2 separate regions of the Mus musculus genome follow, and region 2 is linked to region 1. Evidence: chromatin contacts called from ENCODE POLR2A ChIA-PET data. All regions are on one chromosome and are shown on one strand. Each heading gives the region's core, a stretch centred on a gene start or an enhancer-like site at or near the end of the contact. The rest is flanking DNA. Distances are from core to core; before and after follow the strand shown. Region 1 overlaps Fnbp1 (formin binding protein 1). Region 2 overlaps Gpr107 (G protein-coupled receptor 107).

What was found. ChIA-PET counts read pairs that join two places held with the same protein, here RNA polymerase II (POLR2A).
Region 2: POLR2A ChIA-PET joins it to region 1 with 20 read pairs in embryonic stem cell. The contact joins two enhancer-like sites. POLR2A ChIA-PET finds 5 or more read pairs at or near these places in 3 of 5 experiments (Patski and embryonic stem cell).

What each region holds. Positions count from the first base shown.
Region 1 is chr2:31,125,764-31,128,605 of GRCm38, reverse strand. The region is part of intron 1 of Fnbp1 (formin binding protein 1); the gene reads left to right. Among named protein-coding and RNA genes, the nearest start is that of Fnbp1, 15 kb to the left of the region's middle. Within about 2 kb of position 1,410, at least 1 of the 3 ENCODE cell types and tissues checked has a DNase peak (open chromatin) inside an H3K27ac peak, as active enhancers do.
Region 2 is chr2:31,164,019-31,166,743 of GRCm38, reverse strand. All of the region lies in intron 1 of Gpr107 (G protein-coupled receptor 107), which reads right to left. Among named protein-coding and RNA genes, the nearest start is that of Gpr107, 13 kb to the right of the region's middle. Within about 2 kb of position 1,380, at least 2 of the 3 ENCODE cell types and tissues checked have a DNase peak (open chromatin) inside an H3K27ac peak, as active enhancers do.

The DNA.
Region 1 (2,842 bases), core at 161-2,660:
CTTTAGCTTGGCTATTTTGGACTGCTGTCTGAGGGTTTTTTGTTTCTCTTTGGTGTTTTATTTTGAGACAAGGCCTCATATTGCAGCCTTGGCTGTCCTGGGACTCACAGAAATCCACCTGCCTCTGCCTTCTAAGTGCCTGGCTCAAAGGTGTGCGGTGTGCCACTACAACTGGCCTTTTTGTGTTTTTTTGGAGCCAAGGTCTTACTCTGTAGGTTAAGCTGGCCTGGAACTTCCTATTCAGCCGAGGCTGGTCTTGAACTCTTGACAATCCTCCTGTCTAAGTCTCTTGTTTGCTTGGATTGCAAGTATAGGCCACCACACCCAGCTAATTATTATTATTGTTGTTGTTATTGTTACTATTATTGTCATTGTTATTATTATAAGGTTTTTGCAGACTGTGTGGTCTTGCTCAATAGCCTGGCTCTGGAGCCAGCCAGGCTCCATGGCTCCTCTCCAGTTACAAACTTGCTGAGTCATTTTGAACAAGCCATTCAACCTGGGTTCCTTTAGCTGTTGAATGGGACACAGCGAAGTCTGCCCCAGAGGATGATCGAGAAGAGTGGTGTGTTTTATCAAGTCAAGGATATGTTCTGTAGAGTGCAGTATGGTGAGGTGGGAGGGGTGCCTCAGCAGGTCCGTGCTGAGGCATCCCTTGCCCTGAGGTACCAGCCATATGATAGACGGGTCTAGTATAGAATAGACTTTATTTAGGGCATGGAAAGGGGAGAGGAGGGAGGGAAGAGGCTGACCAGAACATGTGGTGGGGGGGGGGGGAGGGGAGAAGGGGAGAGAAGGAGAAAGGGGTCAGAGAGAGAAGAGAGTCAGAGAAAAGAGAGTGAAGGAGACCACACAGTCCCTTTTATAGCAAGCCAGGCCTACCTGGCTGTTGCTAGGTAACTGTTGGGTGGAGCCTAACTAAGAGGAGCTAACAAAGAGGGCAGAAAAATAGATTTATTATATATCATTATATTTATGTATGTATGTATAGTGTGTGTGTGTGTGTGTGTGTGTGTGTGTGTGTGTGTGTAAGAAACCCGGAACAAATGGCTAACTGAGGCACCTATTAACACATCAAAGTGGCTGCTGGCCAGCTTTCCCAGCCACATTCAGTACCCAGCACTGCCTCCCTCCCCCCAACCTCTCTCCCAGAGCCTGAGTTTCGCTTCCCTTCTCCCAGCCTCCCTTCCTTCTATAACTCAGCCATTTTGGCTCTGCCCTGGCCTGGCCTCTTGGGCCACGGCTCCCCTCTCTCCTCTGCATCTACCCTCCCCACTCACTTTATGGTCTCGGTTCGGTCTGCTGGCCACGTTCACACTGGACCCGTCCTTGTGCTTGGCTGTCCTCTTCCTCATATCTACAGTGAAAACCCTCCCCAGCCAGGCCTAGGTGTGGCCCTGTTCTCATCGTCATTCAGGTCCTGCCTTCTGAGAAGGGATGCCGCCGCTCTGGCAGAGTAACTCATCTTGCTAGCAAGAGTGAGGGCAAGCCTTCCCAAAGCACTGTCCCTCTTCCATGTCCTTAGTCCTGGGCTGCCACCAGGAGGTGTGTCACCCACATTTAAAAATGGGTATTTATGATTCCAAAAAAATGTAAACAAAAAGATCCCTCCCAGGAGTGCCTGGCTGCCTAGGATTTCGTCGATTACAGATGTGTTTAAGTTGACCGCTAAGATTTGCCATTTCCTTGTGTGTTGCCAGCTGTGGTGTTTGGCTTCTAGTCTAGTCAACAAACTGAGTGGAACCAGACTGCACCCCCCCAGATCTCTTCAGCCAACCCTTCACAAGTTCTAAAGCCAAAGGTTGGAGAGATGGACAGCAGTTACCTGCACTAACTGCTCCCACAGAAGACCCACATGGTGGCTCACAACTGCCTACTGTAACCTTAGCTCTCTGACATCCAGCACCCTGTTCTGGCCTCCGCGGCCATTCACACGCACGAGGCAAACTAACACACAAGTAAATGAAATAAATATTTTACAGTTCTGGGCTCAGCTGCCCAACAAAGCTCCTTGATCAGGCGTCCCGAGGAGTGTGGGTAAGCACTAATGTGACTGATGGCAGTTATGCTGGCTTCTGAGCTTGGAAACTCTTTAGAACTTTTATGTTCAGTTCCCACACTGCAACTCAAAGACACGCTAATAATGTTAATAGGGGGGTTGCAGAGGTCGGCTCATTGCACAGTGGCACATAAACAGCATCATTAGACATACTCCGTAGGCTATTAGGCCTCCTGAAGGCATTAGTGTACTGGGCACGACTCTCCCGGTAAAAATACCCAGGTCTATTTTGCCAAGTCAAAACTTGTTGGTTGTGATTGGACGATGGGTCAGCCAGTTAAGTTCTTGCCTCACAAGAGCTGCCGACCTGAGTTTGGATACCCAGCACCCATAGAAGCCGGCCATGGTGGTGGGTGCCTGTAATCCCGCCACTGTGGAGACAGGAGGACCTCAGAAGTTTTCTGGCATGTCATCCAGGTTGAATAAGAGGCCTTGTATCTTAAAAGAGGCATGGTCAAGCCTGGCAACCGTCTTGATGGACTGAGTTCAATTCCTGGGACCCCCATGGTGGAAGGAATAAAGACTCCCACAGGTTTTCTTCTGACTTTTATATACACACACAGCACTTCAGTGTGTGAGTGTGTTTGCATGTGTGTGTCTCTGTGTGTGTGTGTATGTATGTATGTATGTATGTATGCCAGCAAAGTGAGAGCCTAACTCCAAAGCTAAAGTAATGTTAAATTTAGCCAGGCAGTGGTGGCGCACGCCTTTAATCCCAGCACTTGGGAGGCAGAGACAGGTGGATTTCTGAGTTCAAAGCCAGCCTGGTCTACAGAGTGAGTT
Region 2 (2,725 bases), core at 131-2,630, 38 kb before region 1:
CATGATTAATCAGCCTGCATTCTTCCTGAAAGAAGAGTGCCTGTCTTCTGGTAGGCAAAACTTTATAGAGGAGGCCAAGTCACAGGGTGCACACCTTTAATACCCACCCAGGAGGCAGAGGCAGGAGGGTGAGTTCAAGGCCAGGCTGGTTTACACTGAGTTCCTGACCAGCCAGGGGTATATAGTGAGAACCTGTTTAAAAGAAAGACTAGCGGGAGTGGTGGCACATGCCTTTAATCCCAGAGGCAGGCTGATTTCTGAGTTCGAGGCCAGCCTGGTCTACAAAGTGAGTTCCAGGACAGCCAGAGCTATGCAGAGAAACCCTGTCTCAAAAAACCAAAAAAAAAACCAAAAAAAAAAAAAAAAAAAAGACAAACAACGGCCCCTCAAAAAAACATAGGGGGCTGGAGGCTAGGACCTAGTTCAGTTAAAAACACTTGCTGCTCTTCCGTCAACCATCTCCCATCAACCACATTAGGAGGCTCATAACCATCTGTAACTCCAGGGGATCTTTTGCCTCTGGCTTCTGTGAGCACCTGCATTCATGTGCACACACCCACATGCAGATACATACACCTACATAGAATTAAGAATAATTTAAAATTTAATATTTATGAGGCTGGAGAGATAGATCAGCGGTTAAGAGCATTGACTGCGCTTCCAGAGGTCCTGAGTTCAATTCCCCGCAACCACATGGTGGCTCACAACCATCTGTAATGGGATCTGATGCCTTCTTATGGTATGTCTGAAGACAGCTACAGTGTATATAAAATACATAAAATAAATAAATCTTTAAAAAAATACTCCCCACCCCCAAAATTTTGTAATGTATAAAAGAAACCAATTCTGGCAGGGGAGGGGAGTGTTGAAGTAAGTACAAGCGCCCTGCTGCCCTCAGCTCCTCCCAGACTTTTGTCACTTGACCCTAAGTGATAACCAGTATGCTGGGCCTTAGGGCAGAAGCTAATGCAGAGGCCCTCCCAGGAACAAGTCAAGTGGAGACAGACAACTGAGCAGGGGGAATCCCGGGCGTGCTCAAGCCTCAGCCCACAGAGAAACATGCCCAACCCCTGCCTGCTCCATGTCTCAACTGATGCAGGACAACACATTTCAGGACCAGGACAAGATATCAGCAAAGCCTTCTAACACAGCTTCGTCCTGACATGTGACATTACTGAGACTACATGAACTGCCTGTGACAAGGTGGCTCTTTACTCATAATGCTGGAGCTACCCAAACAATAGCAGCTGTTGATGGGACCCTCGCCTATAGCTACAAGTTTCCAGGCCTCAGGGGCTGTCAATGGGACCTTCTGAGGGACTAGGATAAGCCCCACCCACAAGGCCAAGAGACAATGCCCTGGAAAGCTGCCACCAGGAGGGTCTTATTCCCTGGCTGACTCTGGCTCCCCATCCCAGCTAGGTCTGAGGGTTGGAGCACTGGCCTTCAGCAACGGTCTAATACAAACTCTCTCCAGACTCCTGCAATATCTCAGAATGGCACTCGCTTCCTCCCCTCCCCGCTCCAGCCAGTGTTTTCAACTCCCTCTTCCCTTTTTTGGTCCTCTGGGAATTTCCTTTACTGCAGAGTTCAGCTAGGCATTTGGAGCAGTGTGCTGCCTCTCACTTCCCAGTGACAGGAGACTGAGGCAAACCCACACTCCCACAGAGAAGCAATCTGCAGAGCAAAGCAAGCCCACTCACAATACACACACACACACACACACACACACACACACACACACACGACAGGATTTGGAGGGGACGGTGACTGCTCCTCAGAGAAAGGGACTTTCCAGTCACTTGAGGGAAAGGCAAGGCTTGAGAAAACTGTAAAAGCACTAATAATTGTTTCCTGCTGGCTACAGTGTGTTTACATTGGGGAAATAACCTGAGTTGTACATTTATGTTCAGCACATACGGATTTTACTTTTTTCTTGTATTTTGTTTATTTACTTGTGTGTGTATGCACATGTCACAGTACAAAGAAAAAGTCAGAAGACAACTTGTAGGAGTCCAGTCCCCCCTTCCAGCATGGGGGGCCCAGGTCATCAGGCTTTCACTGCTGAGCCATCTCACTGGTCCCAAACTTCCATTTTCAGAGTATAAGTCTTCTACTCTGTCCAACATGTAGGAAGTTTACAGCAGACACACATGAGAGGCAGAGGCAGGTGGGTCTTTGTGAGTTCAAGCCTAGAACAGCTAGGGTTACACAGTGAGACCTCATCTTTAAACAAAGCCTCACTGAGGCTCTATGAGGAGCACCATGCACCTGACACAGCAGCACACCTGTAGCGCACACCTGTAGTGCACACCTGTAGCACACCTGTAGTACACACCTGTAGCACACCCCAGCACTTGGCAGACAGTGGCAGGAGGATCAGGAGCTCAAGAGGATGAGAAGTTGGGTGGCAGCTCAGTATTCCTGCCCTCTCCCTGCTACTCTCCTGGAAATGGCAGCCAAGCTCCCTGACAATGGGACAGTACATCCTCATGTGGGGACAGAGAGGGTCTGCCAGAGCATCCCAAGGCTGACCCTGCCAGACACCAGCAACAGAGAGGATGCACTGGCCACCTCCTGCACAGGACCCAGCAGGGCTCTAAGGAGTGCTCTGCAACAGGGAGCTGCCTCCCTACAACTCTACAAGGCGGGTGCTGCTCTGCTCAGGCTACTGTGGAAGAAACAGGCCCAGACAGGTAAGTGCTGGCTTGGACCAGAGAAGCAG